Regions from separate parts of the Homo sapiens genome. Here regions 1, 2, 3 and 4 are each linked to region 5. The links are chromatin loops, found by intact Hi-C in ENCODE. Cell type or tissue: Caco-2. All regions are shown on one strand. Region 1 overlaps LRMDA (leucine rich melanocyte differentiation associated). Region 2 overlaps LRMDA (leucine rich melanocyte differentiation associated). Region 3 overlaps LRMDA (leucine rich melanocyte differentiation associated). Region 4 overlaps LRMDA (leucine rich melanocyte differentiation associated). Region 5 holds the start of LOC124902462 (a long non-coding RNA gene).

What was found. A loop is a pair of places that touch in the nucleus more often than their neighbours do. Peaks named below come from ENCODE experiments on the same cell type or tissue, not always from the same donor. Only the 100,000 strongest peaks of a DNase experiment are listed, where the experiment ranks them.
Region 1: it touches region 5 in a loop (10-fold over the local background); 6 of 110 quality-filtered maps call a loop at or near these places.
Region 2: a loop joins it to region 5, with 10 times the contacts of the local background. A loop is called at or near these places in 3 of 110 quality-filtered maps.
Region 3: a loop joins it to region 5, with 6 times the contacts of the local background. A loop is called at or near these places in 2 of 110 quality-filtered maps.
Region 4: a loop joins it to region 5, with 3 times the contacts of the local background. A loop is called at or near these places in 2 of 110 quality-filtered maps.

What each region holds. Positions count from the first base shown.
Region 1 is chr10:76,049,444-76,054,443 of GRCh38, reverse strand. The region is part of intron 4 of LRMDA (leucine rich melanocyte differentiation associated); the gene reads right to left. Among named protein-coding and RNA genes, the nearest start is that of MIR606, 500 kb to the right of the region's middle. RefSeq lists an enhancer at 2,903-3,436. In Caco-2, a CTCF peak has its summit at 3,124; a DNase peak (open chromatin) is centred at 3,223.
Region 2 is chr10:76,188,684-76,193,683 of GRCh38, reverse strand. All of the region lies in intron 5 of LRMDA (leucine rich melanocyte differentiation associated), which reads right to left. Among named protein-coding and RNA genes, the nearest start is that of MIR606, 640 kb to the right of the region's middle. In Caco-2, no CTCF peak of the experiment used is centred here; DNase peaks (open chromatin) are centred at 2,183 and 2,733.
Region 3 is chr10:76,148,402-76,153,401 of GRCh38, reverse strand. The region is part of intron 5 of LRMDA (leucine rich melanocyte differentiation associated); the gene reads right to left. Among named protein-coding and RNA genes, the nearest start is that of MIR606, 600 kb to the right of the region's middle. RefSeq lists an enhancer at 2,952-3,860. In Caco-2, no CTCF peak of the experiment used is centred here; DNase peaks (open chromatin) are centred at 2,341 and 3,051; H3K4me3 peaks cover 281 bases.
Region 4 is chr10:75,715,706-75,720,705 of GRCh38, reverse strand. The region is part of intron 2 of LRMDA (leucine rich melanocyte differentiation associated); the gene reads right to left. The region is part of intron 1 of LOC105378367 (a long non-coding RNA gene); the gene reads right to left. Among named protein-coding and RNA genes, the nearest start is that of MIR606, 170 kb to the right of the region's middle. In Caco-2, a CTCF peak has its summit at 2,978 (motif pointing left); no DNase peak of the experiment used is centred here.
Region 5 is chr10:76,300,999-76,305,998 of GRCh38, reverse strand. The region is part of intron 5 of LRMDA (leucine rich melanocyte differentiation associated); the gene reads right to left. It overlaps LOC124902462 (a long non-coding RNA gene), which reads left to right and starts at 983. Exons shown (of 3, transcript XR_007062203.1): 1 at 983-1,020; 2 at 3,638-3,749. RefSeq lists a silencer at 1,974-2,268. In Caco-2, a CTCF peak has its summit at 2,048 (motif pointing right); DNase peaks (open chromatin) are centred at 2,098 and 2,918.

The DNA.
Region 1 (5,000 bases), 250 kb after region 5:
GAGACAGAGGTGCTGGCTTTTAAGCTAGTTAAAAATTTTAGATGACAAAGAGCTGCTGTTTTCAGATCACTCTTCTTATACAATCGAAGAGACAGCCCATGACACAGGCTGCCAGTCACCCCCTGAAATGAGGGATGATTTTCACCCATCCCGTGGGCCAGCCTGGGTTTCCAAGTGGTTGCTGCTTGGAGAGGTGTGAGGGACACTAGGAGGACTTGCCCCAAATAGTTCCATCTGAGATTCAGCCCAGGGTCCAAAGTTCCTCCATAGAGATGTCTTCTTTCATTTACTTACTCATACATTCACTCGTTCAACAATAATTATGGAACAGCTACTGTGTGTCAGGACCTGAGTCAAGTACCAACATGAGGAGATAAAAGCAATGCAGAAGATCTGTGCTCTTTCAGTGAGCTTCTATTCTTGCACAGTGGTTCTCAAACTTCAGTGGGCATCAGTATTTCCTGGAGACTTCCCAACACACAGATGGCAGGGCCCCATCCCCAGAGTTTCTGATTCAGTATTTCTGGAACTGGGCCTGAAATTTACATTTCTAATATGTCCCCAGGTGATGCTGATGCTGCTAGTCCTGCTGAGAACCAATGTCCTCGTGAAAATAACACCATGAGGAATAATAGCTTTGAAATTAGGAGGGTGGTGAGGCAGCAAAGGGTCTCCTTCCAGTTCTGCTAAGGGCTGCCCTGCCCCAATGCCTGCAGTGCACAGAACCCAGCCAGTGGCCATGTCTGCCAGATCTTCTTGCCCCTTGGTGGCTTGGAACTCGCTCCAAACATTATTGCCAAGTGATAAGTCAGTGGGCTTCCTGCTTGCCTGTCCTTTCATGGTCCTGGGAGATCTATTTCCCTTTGTTCTAGGTCATGTCAGGGTGTCAAAAGGCACAGCTTCAATCCTGAGTGTAATACAAGTTTGCCATAAAAATACAAGAGAGGATTCCCAAAGCCACAGAATGAAGGCTTTTACAATATCAATTCAACCCTTGTAAATTTAATCCTGGGTTATTTGTTGCACCAAAATCTCTTTACTGTGATGTATTACTTAGTTACTGGGGTTATCACAGCCGTATCCTAAAGTTGCATAGTACATAAAACATTTCAGTTAACAATGCGGGAAGGTTAACTCCCCCAGATAACCTGCAATCACAAGGGCTAGTCCAGATGACATCCCTCTGTCAGCTTCCACGAGCTATTGATGGTTCAATCAGTTTGTTTTGAAGGTAAAGTACAACAAAAGGGCACTAAACTTATTCAGACTGTCAACAGGGGCTATCGGGAATAGGGTTTGCAGGTAAGTAATTCTGGGTGTTTTAAGGCTATTATCAAACAGCAATGGTTGAAGGAAGAGACAGCTACTAATAACACAGAAGGCAGCCATCATAAACCACTTTATGGCAGAAACCCCCGTCTATAAATCCTGCGACACCCGGAGACAGCTTCAGATTTATAAAACTGCTTGTTAAGCCAGGGCACTGCTTAATGAAAAGAGATCGGTCTAAGTTCTAAGTCTCACGTCCCTAGCTCCAGAGGGCAACTCCAATTTTCCTGACCTTCTCAAGGTGGCTAGGGGAAAGCCCCCAAGGCTGGGGGTGGTGAGGGGTGGGGGTGAGAGTCAGAGGTGCTCTTGGCTGAGATACAGAAGGTGGGGTTATCAAGAGGAGAGCAGGGATCCTGGGAAGGTGCTTAAAGACCCATTTGTCTCTGTCTGGAAACAGATTTCCTAAATCTGAGAGACCAGCACATTGAGCTTTTCAGGTCCTCTTTCTTCTCACATAGAATGTTCCATTTGCTTAAAGGACTCCTCTAAGGAGAGAGCTAAAACCGCTAGGAGGAGAAAAGGAACAGGAGAAATACCTTTTTTTTCTTTCTTTCCAAAATCAATTTTCTCTGCTCTAGTCCCAACACTCAGGCATTTTTCATCCAGACCTGAGAGAGAGAGGAGGATGTTCTTTCCCCCTGCCTGTAACTGTTATCCCCAGGGCAATGGCTGCTCCCCCCAGGGCAATGGCTGCTCCCCAGGAACACCTTACAACCACAGAAAAGCTCAGATGGGCCTCCACGGTCTGCGAATGGGGTTGGCTGACATGTTTTTTTCTCTGACACTCTATTCAAGAAGTACCAAGTTTCCAATTCTTGAGGGAACTGGGCATGGGGTCATTAGAGTTTTGTTTCGTTTTTAAAATTTTCTTCCGTTTACGGCAGTCTATGCTTCTTTGCATTATTTCTTGCTGCCTTCTTGCTTCTATTCTTTGGAGGCAGTGAGACATGGTACAAGCTACTGATGCGCTACCTGAGACCCCTGAAGGCAGCAGTGGGTGATCTGTGAGCCATTCTCAATCTTTCACAAAGCTTGATGGGATAGATGAGTCCGTCAACAAAACATCATGCTTCCTCACTGTTGACTAGATTACATTAACTCCATTTAATAGCACTGGTTACCTCATGCTGAACAGAAGCCGTGATCAACTGCTGAACGTATATGTTTCATAATAATAATAAACTTAGCAATGGCTTCAGTGCAGCCTATTTGAGAGATCAAAGTTTTTAAAGTGTTGGGGAGAAAAATAAAAGGAGGGCAAGTTTTTGTAACAAAAAGCTTGGGGACTAATAGCATAGTGAAAGAGGCCAGACTCTTGAGTGTATCTTGCCCTGTGATCTTGGTTCAGTCTCTGCTGCCTTTCTGAGCCTCAGTTTTTCTATCTATGCTGTGAAGGGGATGGGCCAAATGATGTCTAAGCCTCTTTCAAATGTTACCTTGCTTGAACTCTACGTGGCTCAAAGTTGACTTACAATAAAAATGTCCATGTCGTCCTTTCTTGTTATTCCAATTTCCTTATATAACCACCCCCAACACCTCCAAGTAAATGACGACTGTGAGAAAGTCAATAAAGACCACAGAGTAATGAACAAACAGTGTGAGTGGAATAACTGCAGATGCTCAGAGAGATGACAACAATCTCACTCTAATGAGCCGAGGTGAGCTCACCTACAGCATTCATGAATGCCTGACAACTGGCAGAGGCCAGCTGATTTTCCTCACAGTTCACCGGCAGCATGTTTGAAGTCTCTGTGCAAACAATACACCCACAGGACAGACCAAGGCCCTCTACAGAGAGTAACCGGCAATTACTCTGTGGGCTTCTGTCACTTTGATCTCTGGGTCGTGACCTTTGCTTTCTTGTGATCTTCAAAGCCCAGATTGTAGATTAGCTGGAGAATGCTCACTGGGTTATGTAAGCCACAAGTTTTACAGCTCCTATTCGTCTGGGAAATGGTGGCAGCCCAGAGCGACCAGACGGCGGAGGGTCCCTCCCTCCTTCCCTTTGGCTGAGTGCTGCAGACACTGGGCAGGCCCCAGGGCTGCTCCATGCAGGGGAACAAAGAAAGGGTGTCACGTTTTAAATAATTGAAAGTTGTAAGGAATACAGAAGGCCCTACAGGGAGGAGGGAGTAAAGCAAGGCCAACCAGAGACTGGAGTGGCAGGAGGGGATGAACGACAGAGGGTTCAGTGACAGAGGAAGAGCTAAAAGACCATGAGACCAACTCCCTTATTTGAAAGGTGAAGTCCAGACTTGTCTACTGTTAACCTTCAAGTCCATTGTTCTTTCTGTAGCAAAAACAAAAAAAGCAATGGCAAGGGAAGACAAGAAATAGACCATTCTGGGCACCCAACTTTCCCATATTGATTTGTTATTTTGGCTAGCGTTGAAATCCACAAGGGGCACTAAAGTGGTTTCTCAGTAGCATGGTGGTCTCTCCGGCCAAGTCTTGCACTGCTGTTCTCTTCCTGCCCAAATCCTGGAGGCTGCTGATTATCACATTCACCTCCATTCCACATTCATCCCAAAATAGCAGCATGGTGTGTACACACTGAAAATCACAGACAGGTTTAAGCTCCTATAATAACAGGGCCATGGACATTTCTCAGCCATGAACTATGATGAATGGCAAAGAGAAACCCCAGGCACAGTTCTGCTCCTGCCCCAGTGGGGCCAGGGTGCTACTCAACAACTTGGTTGTATGTTCATGCTCACATATAAATTTAATGAGCCTGTTTTATGGTGGGGATGTGTGCCAAGAAAATCCAACTGGGTGCACAGGGGGTAAGTGAGGAAGTGAAAAGGGTGAATTTGGGAGGAGGGGAGGAAAGACTCCACAGAAACTCAAGCTCTGTGATGCCATTTCCAATAACTACATAAATCGAGTCACTTCCCATTTCTGGTCCAGTGGTTGGCCACAATGTGACCTAAAAACTGGGCTGACCTCTTTGAAATCAACATCTCCCATGGAAATGAAACAACAGACACACTTGTTTTGATGTATGCCTGGGTGACATATTATAAATATTACATCACATAACCACAGAGGATGCCAATCAATAAGAATTTTTTTCAGACAGCACTAAATGAACCATGGGTTCTTGCTTCTGAATACACTCCTTTAAGGCTCCTAGTATTGCTTAAATGATTAATAGAAGACATATTGTCAGAAAATGTACTTAAAGTGAAAAACAGTAAACTCTAGAAATAGCATTCATTTTTAAGCAATTTTCTAGTGAAAACGTCACATAAATTTACATAGAGGCTCTACTATTAGGCTCTGGGAAACAGCTAGAAGGAAGGCAAACCTCGTGTTTTGTGGATGAAGGGCCAGGAAAATGTTTTACCAAAAGAAAAAAAAGGCAGCTGCATTGTTTTGTATAAACACAAATGCCACAGGAACTCCAGAATCAAAAGTCATATTGCAAAACCCTAAAATTTCTCAGTGGCAAATGGAGCACAAACTCGAGGAAGGACAAAGCGGATCTGCTTACAGACCATAGAATGGAACTATATCAAGCACATATCTATCTTTTCCATATACAAGTGTGAGCACTCATCAAACCAACAGTAAAAAATAAAGAGATTAAATGAATAAAAAATTTAAATGTGCTAGAGAATCAGCCTACCATTCCACTCTTCAACCAGTTGCTGTGCAGTGAATGTGTA
Region 2 (5,000 bases), 110 kb after region 5:
TCATGGGCATATATTCTGTTCACTGTCATTGAAGATTGCACAGCTACTAGAAGTACATAAAAAATAAGGGCACATTCATCTTAGCTTCTTCTCTTCCCAGAGATATGCGATAATAATAACATCTGGTGTATTTGGGATTAAAAATAACAATAAAACAAAACTCAATATTCTAAAAGAGCCTAAGGATCCCCAGATGAATTTTCTGGGAAAGTTCTTGGTCAAATGACACCACCAGTTGTTAGCCTCAGAGGTGCCTTTCCTTTAAATACCGGATCTTTCCAGTCATGGACTTCCGAAATCACTTTAAAAGAGAATGATTGAAGCAGGGAGCCTAATTATTATTTAAAATGACACAATGAAAACAGTCTGCAATCAAAGACATGTTTAAATTTTTTAAGTACAGAAACAAAAACAGTGATACTTTAATGGAGCACTATCCCCTGCGATGGCAAATATGCATTTCCATCTTGGCTCCCCGCTTCCTTTATCTTCCATCACATTGCTAACAGGCCTGACTTTGCAGGAACAGCAAGGAAACTCCGACACATGTACAGCTTCAAGAAACACGCTCATATCTCTAACTAAATATTTATGCAACCTAGCCTTAGTCCAGCGATGACCACTCTCCAAAGCATTTTATATAGCATTTATAGAAGCCATAAATGTTTTAAAAGAGGAGGGGCATACTTAAAAACATTTTATAAAGTCTTTAATTTGCTTTCAAATATATTGTAAGGCATTATGAGTCACAGAGTTCATAAAGTAGTGGGATATATGCATACCTTTTCAGGCCTTCAATTTAACTTCACAACACATTGTTCGGAGCAGTGCAAGTCTGAGCTCTACCTAACTAAATCACAGGGTAATAGACTAGAGAGAGCACGCCCATTCTTACCTTTAGCAGGAATGACTACAAAGAGTTCCAAGTTAGTCCTACTCTTTTTAGAAATTGCTGGGAAAGATTTCTAAAAAATTTCCCTCCATAATAGGATGTCTTAATTTATGACAGTTTAAATGAATCTTATGTTGCTGCTTAAATCACATCCAGCCAATGAAATTTTAACTATCAACAAGAAACAGCAATTTTCAATACCCCTCCTATTTTAACCATTTCATTTTCTGAGATATTCAGGGAGCCATGCATTCAATAGCTGGTATACCTCAAGATGATTGGCATTGAAATAGCCAGGGCTGATCTTAAGATGCGTAAAATTACTCAAACTCAAGAAGTTCCATCTGCATGTTGACTAGTCGCAGGCCTTTTGGAGGGCTATTTTTGTCAAATGGAACAGCTGTAGTTTCTTCTCTTGGCCCCTGGTCTGATCAATTGTTAAATAAAGAACTGGACAGTTGGGACAATCTGCACCAAAATCACCATGGAACTTACTGAAGAAAATGAAGAGTCCCAAGCTCTGTGTCATATCTAAGAAATTAGACTCACTGGAGGTGGTTCCCAGGAATCTGCATATTTAACAAGCACTCTAGAATATTCTAAAAGAGCACACTAGAATCTAAGAACCAAGGAAGCAAGTGACTGCTGTTTACTTTTAACTTAGGAGTGTTGGTAACAGACTTGGGAAGCATATCACCCTATCCAATGCCAACAAGTTTTTCACACTTACACAAAGGACTAGACGACCCTACTCCATAGATGTTTTCCCCACAGGCATACCGCACGCGAGACCTGGGTTTGTTATTCTGCTGTCTTGGCCAATTTGCCCACAAGTCTTTTTCTGTACCTCCCATGTGTTCTTGCTCATTTTGAACCTGGTGCCACTCCCAGAAGATGTCCTGGAACCTTTGTCATGATCAGGGCCTGTGTGGGAAAAGGCTTTTTCTAACGATCGTTTCCAGTGACTTGGAAGTAAGTTGGATACATCACTTATAAATAATCTCATGCCCTTTGCAAGGTAATCGAAAGAGTCATTTTGGCATTTCCTTAACCAGCCACTGGAATCCCTTCATGGGATTTAAGGACCCAAACTGCAGACAGTCTGTCACTAAACAGCTGCTTTCACTGCCCTCCTAAAAGGGCCCTACAGGGTGGTTTCCATGCCTCAGAAATCTGACATTTAGAAGCAAACACCTGCCTTCTATCCACTCTCCAACTCACCAGCCACATTCCCCAAGTTGCCTAGCCATTAGCTCAAACACAGACTCTCAATTCAGTTGATTTAATCTAAGGCAGTCATGGGCATCAGCCTCTTATCAGGGGCTGAGGTGTTTGGGGAAAGGTTAGAAGGAATGAAGTGACAAAGGATTCAAATATCCTGCAGTTAAATTGAGTAAATAGCCGCTCATTTCAAAGCTTCAGATTTGGAAAGAAAACAGCTCAGGGCTATAGAGGAAAATGGGGAGGGGACACTCAACACCATCCAGGATCTATGTATTCTGTCTGATTTATTTAAATAGAAAGAGACATAGTGCATTTATAAGAATCACTTTAGCTTTTGTATTTATCAGTGCACCCCATCTTACCGCCATTACAGCTCTGACAGAATAATTAATTTCAGTCAATCAATCATTTAACAAAAACTCGCAGGTGACCTCAACATACCATATAAGCCACAGAGAACTAGTCACAACAGCAGTCTTCAAATTCCCTTGGAAAGGAAAATTAAGCCTGCTATGTGTGGCTTGGGGCAACCTAAGCCGTAAATCTCTCTTTTCTGATCTCTTCATATAGATGAAAGAGCAAAGCCGCTCGGGGTTACATACAACAATTATGTGTTCACCAAACTTAGGGAATCAGCTTGCAGACAGCCCTAATCATTACCAATTAACCACGTCTGCTGACATCCTGTAAGAGCTGCCCCAGTGCTGCTGAATACCCGGCCCTCCCTTCAGGCAACCAATCCCTTATATTACAGCGTATGTGTTTTGGAAGGCCTATTAATGTTTGTTGACAATTCCAAATAGAGGTCACCTGTTGTCATGGTGCAAAATACCCTCTTTCCCCCTCTGAATGCTAGGCAGGGAGGGCAGCTTTGTTAGAAACACTTCAATGCATTTCTATATTGCCACCAACATTCAGATCTGATGAAAAGAGATTTAGGGTCTCCCAACTTTTCAATGGCAATTCCCACCTGCTACCACACACCCATCTGGGACTGAAAGGAATCTCCTCCTTGGATAATAAACTTGACAGAATGTGTTCAGGCCCTAGGCCTCCAAAGGAAAATGTCCAGTCACTGGCAGTCAAATCAAAACATGAAGATTTACCAAAATTGTCAGAAATGTAAACCTTGAAAAAGGTTTTCATTCCACTGGAGGCAAAGTGGCCTTTTCCCATTTAAATTATTCTCATTTAATCCCTAGACCCCCAGAACTTGCATTTAGGGATTCTGTTGCCAATTTTGCACAGAAGTCTTTTCCTGTACTTCCAGGGCGTATTCTTGTTCAGCTTGAAAATGATGCCACTTTAGAAAAATCCGAGTGGAAATTTTTTTTTTAAATCCTAATTTAATTAAATGTAATCATTGTTTAATTACTTAATCCAGTTCAATTTCTCTCATTTGTGCCGAGGAAAGAGAAGCATTCTGCAAAAATGACCAGTTTGAATTGTGAGCCTTCAGACAGAGAATCTTTGTCCACCTTGAGCTTGTGACAGTCTCCCCAAGATTGCTTCTTCCTTGAGGTCGAGGCTATGCTAGCACAAGAAACAAGTCCCACAGTACCTGTTGGAGCTGGCTACCAAGGAGGAACCCAGTGCAGGGCTACTAGTTGCGGTGCGTAGCCAGATTTCACTTCACCCTCTAGAATCATAAAATTTGATGCACTGTGTGCAGGGCGCATCTTCCTTTAGTGGTGGGTCAGAGGTGAGCCTGAAAGCCACTATAAGGACAGGAGACTAGACAAGCACTCCTTTCCTCCAGGTTTTGGATTATCTGAGAGCATCTTGTGCTCAGGATCTAGGCTCCCAGCTGTATGCTGAAGGGCCCTGGGTCACCACAGCAAACACATAGGAACACTGTGGGACATTTAAATTAATTTGAACTTAATTTTGAAATATGTTAAATTTTCAAGGAAAATACAGCAATACATGACATCTGTCACTCTGCAAACCAGTAGGTCAATGTAGTTCTCAGTGTCAACATTAGATCATGCTACATTCCTTCTGATTATGCCATATCTTTTCAAAAGTGAGATTTCAGTGGTTGCTGTGATAAAAAGCAAGTACTGCATGAAAATCAGTGGGGAACACAAAAACAGGGTGGTACTGTCCAACCTGATTCCAAGATTTGTGATGCTGTGCAGTACCCAACAGGTACACACATCTCACTGGTAACTAATTTGGTTATTTAAGAATAAAAACTTTTTTTTTTTTGAGACAGAATCTCGCTCTGTCACCCAGGCTGGAGTGCAGTCGCACAATCTTAGCTCACTGAAACTTCCGACTCCAGCGTCAAAGCGATTCTCCTGCCTCAGCCTCCCAAGTAGCTGGGATGACAGGCACACACCACCATGCCCAGCTAATTTTGTATTTTTAGTAGAGATGGGGTTTCACCATCTTGGGCAGGCTGGTCTCAAACTCCCAACCTCAAGTGATCCACCCGCCTCAGCTTCCAAAAGTGCTGGCATTACAGGCATGAGTCACCACGCCTGGCCTAATAAAAACATTTTCTTTCAATGTATACCTATTTTTTCAAATGGCTACTAAGCTGTTAAGACATAAATTAACTTATTGGGATCTAACTACTTAATAAACAGAACTGTGTGTGTGTGTGTGTGTGTGTGTGTGTGTGTGTACATGCAATCATTCGCCTAGAGGCATTGTGAAAAAAAATGACTGAGAAACAAAGGGTATGAAGAACTGAGAAATTTTGGGAACCATCCTCCTCCTCTTGGGTTTGAACACCTCTCTATTACTTTATTCTTTGTAACAAGTTTCAGTCACAGGATTCCAGCCTTTGGAGTCTCAGGAAGCTCCCTACAAATACAGATAAAACATTCCCTTCCATCCACTCATCCTCCCTAGAGGAGCTTGAAGACAACTTGAA
Region 3 (5,000 bases), 150 kb after region 5:
CCTTGGATTAGTCAATAGTTTCTTAGATGTAACACCAAAAGTACAAGCCATCAAAGAAAACAATAAATACATTGAATTTCATCAAAATTAAAAATTTTGTTTATCAGAAATACTACCAAGAAACCAAAAATACAACCTATAGAATGGGTGAAAATATTTAGAAACCATTTATCTGATAAAGGTTTAGTATCCAGAATATATAAAGAACTCTTGTAACTCAACAATATAAAGACAAATAACTCAATTTAAAAATAGCCAAAAAAGGCCAGGCGTGGTGGCTCATGCCTGTAATCCCAGCACTTTGGGAGGCCGAGGTGGGCAGATCACGAGGTCAGGAGTTCGAGACCAGCATGACCAACATGGTGAAACCCCGTCTCTACTAAAAATACAAAAATTAGCTGGACGTGGTGGCGGATGCCTATAATCCCAGCTACTTGGGAGGCTGAGGCAGAAGAATTGCTTGAATCCAGGAGGTGGAGGTTGCAGTGAGCCGAGATCACGCCACTGCACACCAGCCTGGACTACAGAGTGATACTCTGTCTCAAAAAAAAAAGCCAAAAAATGTGAATAGACAGTTTTTTAAAGAAGATATACAAATAATCAAAGAGCACATGAAAAGATGCTCAACTTCATTAGTCTTTAGAGTAGTACAAATGAAAGCCAAAAGAGATACTGTTTCACACCCACAGGATCACTGTAAGAAAAAATAACAAGTAGTGGTGAAGATGTAGAGAAATTGAAACTCTCATGTATTGCTAGTGGAAATGTGTAAAATGGCACTACCTATGGAAAACAGCTGGGTGGTTCCCCAAAAAATTAAACATAGAGTTACCATATGACCCAGAAATTCCACTCCTAAGTATATAATCAAGATACTGAAAAACATATTCACACAAAAACGTATACAAAAAATATTAATAGCAGCATTATTCATTATTCATCATAGCCAAAATGTAGAAATAACCAAAATGTCCATCAACTGATTAATGGATAGATAAAATATGGTATATCTATACAATGGAATATTATTTACCCATAAAAAGGAAAGGAAGTTCTGATTTATGATACAATAAGAATCATCCTTGAAAACACTATGCCAAATGAAAGAAGCCAGACATGAAAGGCTACATGTTGTATGACTACATTTGTATAAAATGCCAAGAATAGGCAAATCTATAGAGACAGAAAGTTGATTAAGGTTATCAGGGGCTGAAGGAAGAGGCAGATTGGGAGTAAGTATAAATGGTTAAGGGGTGTCTCTTTGGAATGACGGAAATGTTTTTGATTGAATAGTGGTGACAGTTGCACAACCTTGTGGATATGCTAAAAACCAATGAATTGGATACTTAAAAACGAAGAATTTTATGTTCTAAGAAATTTTATTATGTGGTTCTAAGAAATTTTATTATGTGGGTAAACTAGTAATGTGGGCTTTCTTTATTTTTAAGAAAACTTTTGGGATATAATTCCATTACTACTTTATCCTACATTACACTGGAGGTCCTATATAGTGTAATAAGATAAGAAAAAGCAATAAAAACTATAAGGATTGGAAAGGAAGAAACAAATCTTTTGCTTGTAGATAATATGACTGTCTACTTAAGAAATGCAAACTAGTAAATAAACAAAAGTTAAGTTAGGATGTTGTGTATAATATGAAAACAAAAAATTGCTTTTTCATGTATCAGCAGGAAAAAATGCAATTCAAAAATAAAATTTACAACAACAACAAAAAATACTTTTCTCTTGTTAACCTATCTTTTGGCAATCTAATTTACAGGGCCCTGGCCAATGAGCCTAGAATGGGTAGAGGGAAATATATTTTTTTCCTCCCCCACACATAAAATAAATATCTGTTTGGCCCCTGATATGTGCCAGGCGACGATCAAGAGCTAAGTGCAAAGGATACAAGAGGTTTACATTCTAGTATCAAACAGACAAGAAATACAAACAAATACGATTATTTCAAATAGCGACAGATGCCTTGGAGGGGAAAAAAAAACTGGGTAATGGAATAGAGGTAACTGAGGGATGGCTGTGGGCTTAGGCAACTGCTTTAGAAAACGTGGTCGGGGAGACCTCTTTCAGAAGAACAGTAGCAAGCCGCATAACTGTTTAATAAGCTGATATAGCTGTACCTAAAATAGTTGGCTCCACAAAATGTCCAACAGCAAAGGAAAATCAGGATCCTACTGGAGGGTGTAAAAGTCACCAAAAGCTGACAACGAAGATCTTCACAGGAAATGTACACAGGAAATGTAAACATATAGGTTGGAGGAGCCCCCTTGAGCCCTACGTCTGAAGCTGCCACCCCTGCCTGTGCCTGCTCAGGTCTGGATGACCCAGCTGGGTGTTCAGAGGTGCATACAGGGCGCTTGGATTCTGCTGCCCGGCTGGGTCTTAATGGAGAGCCTCTATTAATTATCTGAGCACTGGCATCACTCCCCTGGACTCAAAGCTAAATAAAGCCACCCCAGTTGCTTGGCCGCAAGCTCTCGAAGGTTTAAACAAAACTGCGTCTCAGTGGATGCAGCATTTGGCGCTTATCTAAAAGTTTTAACGTCTTTTCGCAGTTAATAATTAGCTCTGCCTTGGTCCTCACAAAGGGTGCCACCAAAACAAAAGCAGACGTTAAGTGTGTTCGCTATCCTTGCCACCGGTATAAATAGGCAAAGGGATGATTAATGAATGGGGGGGATTTAAACACAACAGTGAACAAAGACAAAGGCCCAAGGCTCGATCGACTGCCCACAAACTGAGACAGGCTGTATCCAGAGAGAAGCTGCAGAAAGCCACACACACAAACATCCGCTTAATGGACAGGTTGTGAAGACTTCATTTAACCTTGCGTTATGACAGCCGTAGTGTTTTATTAACATTCTGACATGTTAAGGGGCCAGGGTCAGCGGAGGCAAAACCATGCATTGCTGAGGGAGTTTCCTGGCAGGGGAGGGGAAGGCACATTTTTGTGTGGGTGACCGAAAGAAAACAGAGCAGGTCCAAGCACATTCCACAACACCCTTCAGGCCCCCTTTGTGAGGTGGGGCTAGAGCCACATTTTAAAAGAGTTGTTTGGATGTCAAACAAAGCAGATGAGGCACCCACACGCATGCCCAGCCTTTGACAAGGCCTGTCCACGCCTCAGAGTGGCCACATTAGAACCTGGGCTAGGCTTTAGCACTGACTCATAAAGAAGGCTGCTCAGAGGCATCTGCCACAGAAGTGTGTAGCGCGGAGGGGCTTTTGGCAGCCATTTGCAGACACAGGAGGGTTTGCCGCTGGTTGGCAGCCTTTAGTTAGTTCTAAGAGGAAACTTCCCCCCAAGGAGACAGCAGTAGCCCAGTGTGTTTGACCAGCTGGATTTTGAGCTTCTGGCTAGAGATGAGCCTGTGGGAAGCAGCAAATGGCCAAACCCTAGGGAGCCCTGGTTGGTCCACCTCTCTCTTTATAACCTTTCTTCTCCCTCCCAGGGCTTCCCCTCATCAACCAGGTGCCCATTCCCACAGGCTCTGTTTCCAACCAGGTGTCTGATGGGGAAGGATCTGATCAATTAATCCCTGTGGAAGATTTAGGTGATAATGAGCTTAAAGGCTCTCCCCACCCCCTCCAGGGACATTTGCATTTTAATGGAAGACTCCAACAGACCCAAAGGCATTCAAGAACTATAGCAGTGAAACAGTAATTGTGGAGTTTTAGGCTCTAAGGGAGGCCAGAACAGAGATATTTATGGGCTTGAGGAGCTTCCTGGTCTCCCCACAGTCACACTACGGAGACCCCTGCCAAAATTTGTAGGCTTTTATTTCATCTTTTCTCTGCCTACATTACTTAGGTATTGGAAATATCACCTGAGAAAATGGAGGCCAAATGCTTTAAAGAAACACCCAAAAGAATGTGATGATTATGATTTACTAAATGACAAAAATGTAGACCAGAGCATACTCTCTGTGATCAACACCCTTAAATAACAGATGAGGAAATGGAAACACTGAAAAATGAGGTTTTCATGTGAGTCACTCAGCCAATCACTTACAGAGCTAGGACCAGGCACTGACTCTCCTGATTCAAGACCAAGGCTTTTTCTACTGCACTGTAAGAATGACTTCTCTTCCGTCCTCACAGCACATCCTAATCACTCCTTGACTGCTGCATTACAGATGATCATATTATTTAATTTGTGTTTTATAGCTTTACAGTAATCTACTGCTTTGTTAGTGCAAAGGAGATACAGAATTCCAGTTCTGGAAAAATCACCTAAGGGAAGATGAACATTCAAACCAAAATTCTAGGGGATACCACTTTACACCCACTTAATTGTCCTCAAAAATAATAAATTGGACAATAAGAAGTGCTGGAGAAAATGTATATACACAGAAACTCTACTATTTTGCTGGTGGGAATGTTAAACTAGAACAACTGTTTGGAAAACAGATTGGTATTTTCTAGTAAAGTTAAAAGTATGCATAACTAAAGACTCAGCGACTCTATTCCAAGAGAAACTCTAGGTCATGTGCACCAGGAGATGCTTGTAGGCCTGTTCAAAATAAGCAACAGTAAAGATAATAACGGAGGAGCCAAGATGGCCGAAAAGGAACACCTCCGATCTACAGCTCCGAGCGTGAGCAACACAGAAGATGGGTGATTTCTGCATTTCCAACTGAGGTACCGGGTTCATCTCACTGGGGAGTGCCAGAGAGTAGGTGCAGGACAGTGGGTGCAGCGCACTGTGCACGAGCAGTAGCAGGGGAAGGCATCGCCTCACCCAGGAAGTGCAAGGGGTCAGGGAATTCCCTTTCCTAGTCAAAGAAAGGGGTGACAGATGGCACCTAGAAAATCGGGTCACTCCCACCCTAATACTGTGCTTTTCCAATGGGCTTAAAAAATGGCACACCAGGAGATTATATCCCACACATGGCTCGGAGGGTCCTATGCCCACCGTGTGTCGCTCATTGCTAGCACAGCAGTCTGAGATCAAACTGCAAGGCGGCAGCGAGGTTGGGGGA
Region 4 (5,000 bases), 590 kb after region 5:
TGAGACAGAGTTCTGAATCCACAGCAAAAGATGCTATATTTAATCACCGACTGGGCTCAAAGCAAAGGAGTGGAAGAGTGGTCTAAGTGCTGATGTTCACAACTCTGAATTCAGAAGTCGACACAATTTCACTGACTAACCTGAAGACTACTCTGTTAAGCTCGCTAAAAAGTAAACTTCGAAGGCATTTCCACTCACAGAATGGGCACAGGAAAACAAAGCTGCTTCTCCAAGAAAGATGTAGCACAGACTATGCATGAAATAATTTTAGAACTGGAGAGAATCATGAGATGACCTAATGCAAGCCTTTTATTTCATAGATGGAAGAATCACGATATGTTGTTAAGTGACTCACATAAGATTATGCAATTAGTGATGGAGAAATGAAATCCTCAGTCTCCTGCCCGTGTGTTCTCTCCGTAATGCCACGATGCCTCCTTTTCACCCCATCTTATTTGCTGCTTATTTTCCCTTCCTTCCCATGTATATAATTTTCTTATTTTACTAAGATTTGATGTGCCGTCTCAGGATTCTCAAATTTTGGATTATGTAAGACATAGACTCAATAATCTATATTACTGCAAATTTAGGAAAACAATCTTAGAGTATGATGTATGGTAATTCAGGGTTAAGTAGAAAACAACACAAGAAGTTTGCCGTTTCTCTTGTTAAATTTTGGGTTTTATTTTAAATAGAGAAGAAAGATATTGTAAATGTGTACTTTAGGTACACAGAGGCACTTTGGCTTCAATCTCTGAATTATGAGGGCTCCACGTGAACCATCCAACATTAAAACATCCAGGGAACATCCCCTGCAAAACTCTTAGATTATCTCCTACCATATCCAGCTTATAAAGTAATTGGGAAAGTAGGCCTTCCATTTCTTGTGGAAATTAAAGTTCTTAAAGACTCTTTACTGCTCTCTGTAATAGAACCGACAAGCTGTCCCCTCAGACTGGGTAGGCCATGGCCATCCCACGGCAACAGGAGGCGGAACACTTCATTACCTCAGCCCACAATCCCACAATGCTGTGCAAACCCTACCTTCTCCCTCAACATCCAGAAACAGGTTTTCAGAAAGATTCTGCTTCTTGGCCCCCAGGGAGAATAACACATGACCAACTCTAGGGAAAATAACCTCTTTCCTGTTCAAAAGTTAAAAATTAAATCCACCCTGGAGAAATACTCTACGACTAAGAAACAATTCTGGGACACCACTACAGAATGTAACAAGTGAAAGAAGTTCTCTGCAGGTCTAACTTAATTTAAACATGGTAAATTGTGAAACTTCTTTTTATTCACATCATGGTTAAGATGGAGAACAGCTGGTTACCTTGTCACACAAAACCACTCCTGGTACACCTGAGGAATATCCTTCAAGCTTCTCTTCTTTAGGCAAATAATGCCAACCCCAAAAAGCTCTTCAGATACATCATCTCACCAATCATTGTTACTGCTATGGTTCCTCTGGACTTCTGCCAAATCTGCATCCTTCTTAAACTCAGTAGTACATATGGCATGACAGGGCTGGGTGTTAATTGAAGAACAGCTTAACTGTTTGGACATGTTATGCATCTATTACACAATTGTCAATCTTGCAATGTTTGCTGTAGGACTATATCTTTGGGGAAATTAATGCCAAATGAAAATTTACCCTAATCTGTTTTTCTTTTTAACTCTCTTAGGGATCTTTCTGATGATTTGTTAATCTGCTTCACTTTATTCTACAAGCTCAAGTCATATAACCGAAATTAACAACTAAGACCCAGGATAGGAGTAAATGGTTATTGACTGAGATATTTGTCCTCTTTTAGATATTTATCCTTTGTATCTACAACAACCACTCATTAACATGACGGTTAATATGACTATAGTAACCAAGAACACACAAACATGGAAGTGATATTCAACAACTCATTATTCTTATGTATTCAAATTCCACTTTTAATTTTTTATACCTTTACTAAATACCTACTCTGTTTTTACAGTAAAACCTTATTAAATCACCTAACACATTTGGAAGTTTTGAAAAGGCTGAAGTTGAATTCTGTCTGATTTCTGATGGAAAACCTAACCAGGCTCATGACAAGTGTTTCATAAATTACATGTTGACTAAATAAACAAATAATGGTGCATTATGAAATCCTTCTCAATTCTTCACTCTCCTGCTCCTAGGCCCTCTGCCTTGTGAGTTTGTACTTCCTACCACCAGAGTATCTATCCCTAACCCACTGATGATGATCTTGGCCACAAGACTTCATTCGGTCCTGGAATGTAGACTGAAATGACAATGGGCTGGCTGAGTCTAGGCCTTCCTTGAGGCCTCACATATTTCCTCTGCCCTCTCCAAGTCTCTGACCTGAACTGAGAACAACTTGCCTGGAAAGCCCATTGGTTCCAGACAAAATAGAAACACCCAGAAGAGAACAGCTCAACCAACCCACAGACCTGCAGGATGAAGCAGAGTCTCCACGGCCAATCCACAAACTGTGAGCATGATAATAATTGCTGATCGAGTGCCACTAGGTGTTGGGGCATTTTGTCAAGCAGCATCATTGTGGCAACAATTGATAGATAGTAAATGGTGCAAATAAGATTGAAGGGTCATGTCTGAGCACCTTCAGAAAAATCAGTATCCATTTATACAGGAAAAAATGAAAAGCAGATTACAAAGCACTCTTATAAACTCACTTAATTCATCCACTAGGAAGCTTTCCTTCCTCACTAGCTGGGGACTACATTTTGAGGCAATAAAACACTTTAAAAATCTAAAAATAATCATAATTAATGTTATGTCCAATAAGTAGGGCAAATGTTGGTGCGATATGGCTGAACTAATGAACTACTCGGTGGTCAGAAAATACATGCTACAGACTATATAATGAACAAAGAATATTTCCATCATTCCCATCAGAGGACTTGTTAGCAGGGGCCCAATTTCCATGAACACTCTACCCTCTGCTGGTTCTGAAGATGAACACATGTGCTCTGTTTTAAAGGGGAGGAAGGCAGCAACTGCAGCTTGTGCAGGGACATTAATGAGGTAGCTGAAGTCATCTGGTGAGGTTAACCACATGGAGCATCTACAGCCACTCATCACCCTCCTTGCCTCCTGGCCCACAGATGTCACACCAAGAGGACATCGAAGGACAGCATCCCCAGAAGAGACAAGCTGCAGCAGGAAATTCTCCTCCCAAAGCTCCTCGCTGTGCCACCAAGGTGGCCTCTGCAGCGTGGCAATAAGGGCCGTGCCATTAAAGGCAAGCTTCCGTTTTATGTGCTCAAGCCTTCTGTTGCAGGATCCCACGATTCCCCAGGAAGCCTGATTTACCATCCCATCGCCCTGTTTTTATAGGGCTTGACTCTGCAAATGGAGCTGATGGAGACCTCAACCATGAGTCACTGAGTCCTCAGGTATGACTGCAGATTTACAATGCCTGCTGAAGTCATTCTGTCACACTCACATCTTCTCAACGTGCCCCTGGGGGGGACTCCCCAAGGCTTCAGCTGAGCTCCACTAGCCCTCTTCCAACCCCCTGCCCCAAAATATTTTCCTCCTCTGAGCCTAATTTCCCTTAGCCCAGACCTCACAATCCAGGAAGCCCTGTAAGGATCTGAGGGCTACTGGTGCAGACATGGCAGTCACATGCAGGAAAGCTCATTTGAGGGGTGGCTGGTGAGATATTATGGGGAGAGAGAAAGGGGATGGGAAAAGAGAGAAAAGAAAAAGTGACTCTGAGTCATGTTGGTGAGATTTTTCACAGCTAATCACACACAAGACTGATTCACTGCTCACTTTGCTGTGCTCCCTCATTTTTCATATCATACTTTTCGCTGCCCCATCAGCCTGTTCCACCAAGGTCAAATGAAGGGAATGATAGCTTGCACACCACACTGAGATTTATTATAAACGGAGTCACTCACCTTTTATGTGGAGTAAATGGGCTCCTGAAATTACCATTTATGAAGATGGACCTGAGCAAAAGAGACACATGAGAAGGAGGCAGGGAGGAGGGCCCTCCCAAGTGGCACCATCGAACCCCCATGGTCTCCTTTCCTATGCACAGAATGGAAGCTGAGGCCACCCACTAGCTTGAACCTAAAGGTATGCAACACTTTTAATCAATGTCAGAGTTGTAGTTCCCCCTTTGTCTTATTGAACACAGAGTGTTGAAGAGAGTCTTGCAGGCAAAGAAACATTTGAGCAGATCTTAATTCAAATGCATTGGACAAAAAGCATTGTTCTGAGATTTTTCTACCCTTTAGGATGCTTTAGATTGCAAGTAACAGAATACCCAACTAAGGGTGGCATAAACAACGAGGGTTTATTATATAGCAACATAAGAAGTCCAAAGATAAAAGGTTTCCAAGGTTAATTTGCCAGCTCATGATATCGCCAAGGACCTAAGTGCCACCCTCAATTCAAAATCTCTCCTCAGGGGACAAAGAATTGCAAAAGATGTCAGTCACTTAACATTTCTAAGCTTTAGTATCCTCATCTATGGGAGGAATGGAGGTAGACTAGATTAACTGTGTAGCAGTAGAGTTTACTTCAAAAGAAAAGAAGAAAGGAAATTCATGTGCAACCCTAAAAGTGGAGCTGCTCTGGTTGTAGCAGGTGCTTAGCCCCAACAGTGGGTCCTGAGGCTCCTTCACCACTGGAAGGCTGCATCTTCCAGCATGCCTCTTCTAGCACTGATAGATTCTAACATTCGTGATTCTAAAGTAGATGATTGTGATACTGATGTTGTTAACAATACTGAAAGACTGTAATGATTTAATGAACAATTTACATTCTCTAAACTACTCATATGGAGCAGACATTGGTCTTCCAAAACTATGATCAATCAAGTGCTTATAATTCAAGAAGGGAGGAAAGAGGAGGGAGGGCGGGAGGGAAAAGGGAGGGAAGAGGAAGGGAAAAAGGGAAGGAAGGAGAGACAGATAACTCTCAGTCATTTAAAAAACTACAATAAAATATTATGAATTATCAATTAGAT
Region 5 (5,000 bases):
ATATAGTTAATATAGTAGATTGGAGCCAAGGGAAATGGTGGAAAATAGTTTAATAGATGGAAAGTCATTTGAGAAATAACCCCCAAAAATCTTTTCTCCTTTATTTTCTTTTTTCAAAATTTTCTGTAAATTATTCACAGAGCCGTTCTTGAAAGAGGCCTTTTTTATTTGCTTTATACTATCAATAACTGTTAACATCAAAAGTTTCATTCATCTAAACGTATACATATGTGTGAAGCTATTTCCTTGAGAGATTCCAGACCCAAATATATGATTACTACAAGAAAAATGACTAATCAAGTATCATAATCAGTAAGTCTGATGTCCTGTGCAATATTTCTAACCATTCTAGCAGCCTTATTCTCCCTGAAGCCAAAGGAAATGCAAAATTTAAGTTTATTTTCTAAAGAAACACTACCCTGTGCCCATCTTAGTCTTCAACTCTCAAACACATTGTGGTCTAGAGGGACTCAGTCACTGACAAAGTATGCATGAACCTACCCTGGGTGGGAGATCCCATTCTAGGTATATGTTTTGCTCAGGACAGTCCAATGTCCTGACCATGAAAGAAAGAAAGAGGAAGGGAGGGAGAAAAGAAAAAGAAAAAAGATGTTTTGAGGTTACTTTCCAAATGAGTTTTCATCCATTAAAACATTTTCCAACATTTTTCCTGACTCCGTTCTACCATCTACTGTCTTTTGTACCAATTATAAGATAGAAAGGGCCCAAGAAAGGGCCCACACATGCTACAAGCCCTCTTTTCTCTTATTCCATATCCAGGATTCCTAGGTTTTGAAAGGTAAACACGGCCACAGAAACTCCTCTGCTTTCTCCAGCTCCTGGGTTTATCCTGCAAGTGCACTTGCACAGACAGATTACAGAAGGGTAAGGCATGGTAGTGAGACACACAAAGAAGACCTGTAACCCAGATGGTTACAGAGCTCAAAGGACTCCACGAAGATTCACAAGGAAACTGGGGCCTCTCTGCTTAAAAACGTAGTGATTCACCTTGCTCTTGGGGTAAGCAAAGAGCACCATCCATTTCCTAGAAGGCCCTCTGCCCCAGCCCCTGCCTTCTCAGCCTCTCTTTTGCCTTCACTCCTCACCCTGAGAGTCATCACGTGGTGTTCTCCTGCTCCCGCAGGGCACTGTGCCCCATCCTGCTGGAGATCTTTGCAAAGCCTAGTCTTCCTTCCTAACTCCCTCCCAACATGCTTTGCCTGAGTTGTCCCCCTACTAGACACTTTGCTCCTTGAGGGCAGCGCCCTACTCCACCTGGGTGGCCCATAGTATCTTCTCGATAAATACTAAATGGTAAATTAAATGAACTTAAAATATTGAACAAATAGCATTCCCTGGCCTCCAAGGGTGGAGGATAACAATAAGTCCACATCTTCCCAGGCTAAGTCAGCCTCTGCACTGTCCTCTGATGGGAGCTCTCTACCCCATACCCCAACCCCTGCAAACAGGGCTTCTCAGTGTTGGACAGGTGGCATGCATAGTTCCTCCCTCCAAAATTCCCCATGTGGACACCCCTTTCTAGCAGAGCCCAGTTGATTTCTCGTATGTGAAAGGACTACAAGTTTAAGGTGCGCTTCTGCCAAATGGAGTCATCCAAAAGGTGTTTAGAACAAACAAAGGAAAACCTCCTTCCTGTACTTCAGACTGGGCTACAAATGGGAAACACAAAACCAAGCCTGTAGTTTCTAAGATGCATTCAGTGGCGTCTGTCTGGGATTTGGGATCTGGCAGGAGGGACCCCAGCCAGGAGTGATCTAAGGTAGCACCTGCTTGGCTCAGCTTTCTTTTTGTTATACCCATCTTTCTGTCTCCTTCAATGGATGGTTTTTGTTCCTTTCCTCTGATGAATGAGTAATTAAAAGTATAATCCAAATGAAGCCCCCAGGAGTGCAGGTACGCACACCATTAGTCACTGTTGTGCTCCTCCAGGGACCAAAGGGGAAGGCTAGAAAGGTTAGAGAAAGCCGTGAAAGGGCCTTCAGGGCTGTCATCAGGGGAGAAAACTGAGTTGTAGTGAGGCCTTCTTGTCACACAGCTCAGTCGGCAGAAGGGGGTGCTGTAGTGTAACCTATTTAGGATGCAAATAGAGTGTCTCCCGAGCTGCAGATGAAAGCGAGCGTGTTAGCCGCTGCCTGGCAGGTCCTCAGCAGTACTGAATGTCATATTCCTGCTTGTCACTGCTCACTGCAGGTCATTAATAGAACTCAGAATGGTGTTACTAAATGTGCACATTAAAAAACTGATCACCAAAAAAAAAAAAAAAGAGTGGCAATCCCATTCCCAGGGAATTCAACTCATCCAGCTCGGTGAAGATTTGTTTATTCAAGATCACTGGAGTTCAACAATTTTATTAGCTTAGATTGACAACTATCTATCACAGATGTACTACCCACTAAATGATAGTGGAAGAAGGGAGTTAAGGCCTCATGTGCGCGCCTGTGTGCAGTAAGAAAGAAGAGATCACTGAGAGCTAGAGGTTTCACAGATAGTGCCCAGCAAGTGAGCGCTGGACGGGCACCTCTCCCTTCTTCTTGGTTGGACTTCCACAGAAGTGGAACAAAAGACTCAGAACAAAACCTCCAGCTTCACAGAACCACGCCAGCTGGTACTTATGCTTTATTTTTTGACGCAGTCAGGTGTTCATTCTGCCAAGCAAGTTTTCATTCTTCCCTTTACTCCAGCCAATTCCTGTTTTCTTCAACTGGAGCTCCCCAAGACTCATCAAAAACACGATTTAATTACATCTCCAAAAAAAAAAAAAAAAAAGGGAGGAGTGTAAACATGACTCCTTTTTATCTCCTGATACATCTGGACAAGTAGACAATGTGCTAAAACAAAATAAATCTGCCCTGACAGTCACATCAAAGAGTTCAGCAAGGGGCTTGCAGCTACTTAAAGCACAGGAATGCTGTTGCTAAGCATCGGCCTACAACTTATCAGTCCCTGGAAGAAATGCTTTTTTCTTTCTTTCAGGGGGAGATGAGGAAAGTTAGAGTGGGAACCAGACTGCAAAAGGAGATTGGGGATTTTCAGGGATTTTGAAGCTTAAAATGAATTGTGTGAAGAAAAGGGGTTTTGTTGCGTTGTGTTTTCCTTTTAACAAACTGTCTATATTTTTATAAAGGTATTACATGGAAACCTTCTAGAAAGGGCTACTTAGGACTTGCAGAAATAAGTGGTCACACAAAACACTTCTATACAAATTTGTGCCATATCTCATTTTTGTGGATTTCTCTGTATGAGAAGAATCAAGTGTTAGTTCAGGGTCTGAGGAAATATCTCACAATCACCAAAGTCAACAGTGAAAAATCCTTAGGTTGCCATAATAAGAAATAAATCATCCAATATCACAAACCACAAACATTTTCTCTAAAAGGCAAGAAACAAGAGTATCCACTCCAGCAATCACAATACAAAAGAAAACAGAATCCCCACCACCACCCCCCAAAAAAAAGAAACCAAGCGTGAACTGCCATGTGCAATGAAATAAATCTAGCCAGATGACCCCAAATACATGGCACAGTCTCACAACTAAAGTGTTCACAGTAAACACAAAATGGAAGTGACCCTGAAACATGGCCAACACCTTCAGCCTTTTCTCCTTACCACCCCCCAGGGAAGATAGTGAAACACATGCTGTGGAAATTCAGTCTGATCTTCATCCCATATGCTGGTTCTCAAGATGGAGCAACAGGGAGATTTTTCTCTTCCCATGAACACATCCTCAGGTAGGTAGCTCTGCTCCACTTCCTCCCTCCAGCAAGGCTACTAAATTTAGTTGTGCTGGAAAATCTGAACTGAACATGAAATGGCATTGCTGAGAAGTATGTTCCATGAGCACCTGAGGGCGCTCTGGAAAAAAAAAATAGAGCCAGTTCAAAATAACGCACCAGTTCTCAATATGCATCAGACAACGCCACAGAGATTCTGTCCTCAAAACTGAGGGGCTAAAAATATGCAGATACTTTACTCCAGCCTAGGGAGGCCATGAACATTTTAAGCAAACAACTTGCTATTTCCTTTTCTTAGATCAAAGGAAACAAATTCTAAAACTACTGTGATCTCCACACAGGAAAATGCTCAACAACATGAACAATTACCAAGTCTGTGATATTGCACAAATAAATAACACTTCCCATTATCTCTAGCGCGATCGTATTTATTAAACAGTGACAGAGGGCATCAGTAACCATTTTTATTATCCCATATAGCTCCTATTTTCTAATTAAACAAAAGGTTATTTCTACTGTTAACAGCCATTTGTCTACTTGGGTCTTACATAATACTTTTTGCCAAGCATGACAGAATATAAGAAATTATGCTCTGTGGTGGGTTTTTTTGTTTTAAATTTTGCATGCTGAGTTGCTACTTAGAGAGATCCGTCAGTTCATAATCAAAGCAAGAGGCCATTGTGTGGTGAATTCATAAATATACTTTGGCAATTTTTCCTAAAACGTGATGAAGCAAGCACTTGGTCCTACCCTTTAGCCTCAATCCAAGGGCAATGATCTGTATTATTAAAGATATAGGTCAAGCCAGCTTGCGCTTCTTCGTCCTGTGGGATGTTTTAGAAGCTGCTGTCACATTACCAAGATCTGTTCTGTGGTTCCTAATTATTCCTCTTGGCAGCTTTGGATTCCAAGTGATTCCTCTCACATGTATGTAAAAATTTATAAGCTGTTTCATATAACAGCATGAGTTATTTCCTTGTTGTCTGTAATTGCTGAAGATACTGATTAGAAACATGCTCTAATTTCACTGACAAGGATAATGGTAACTTAATAAAATTTGCATTGTGTCTTCTGCAGACCTCAAAAATACTTTGTATCAACAATTGAAATGGTAATTTTTTAAATTTTTAATATAACTGAGGGCAGGGCTATTTCTCTCCTGAACATCTTAACCAGAAGGAAAAAAAACAAATAGCATGGATTTCCTCCTCATTGTCAAAATTTGATTGGTCCAAAAGCATATATTAA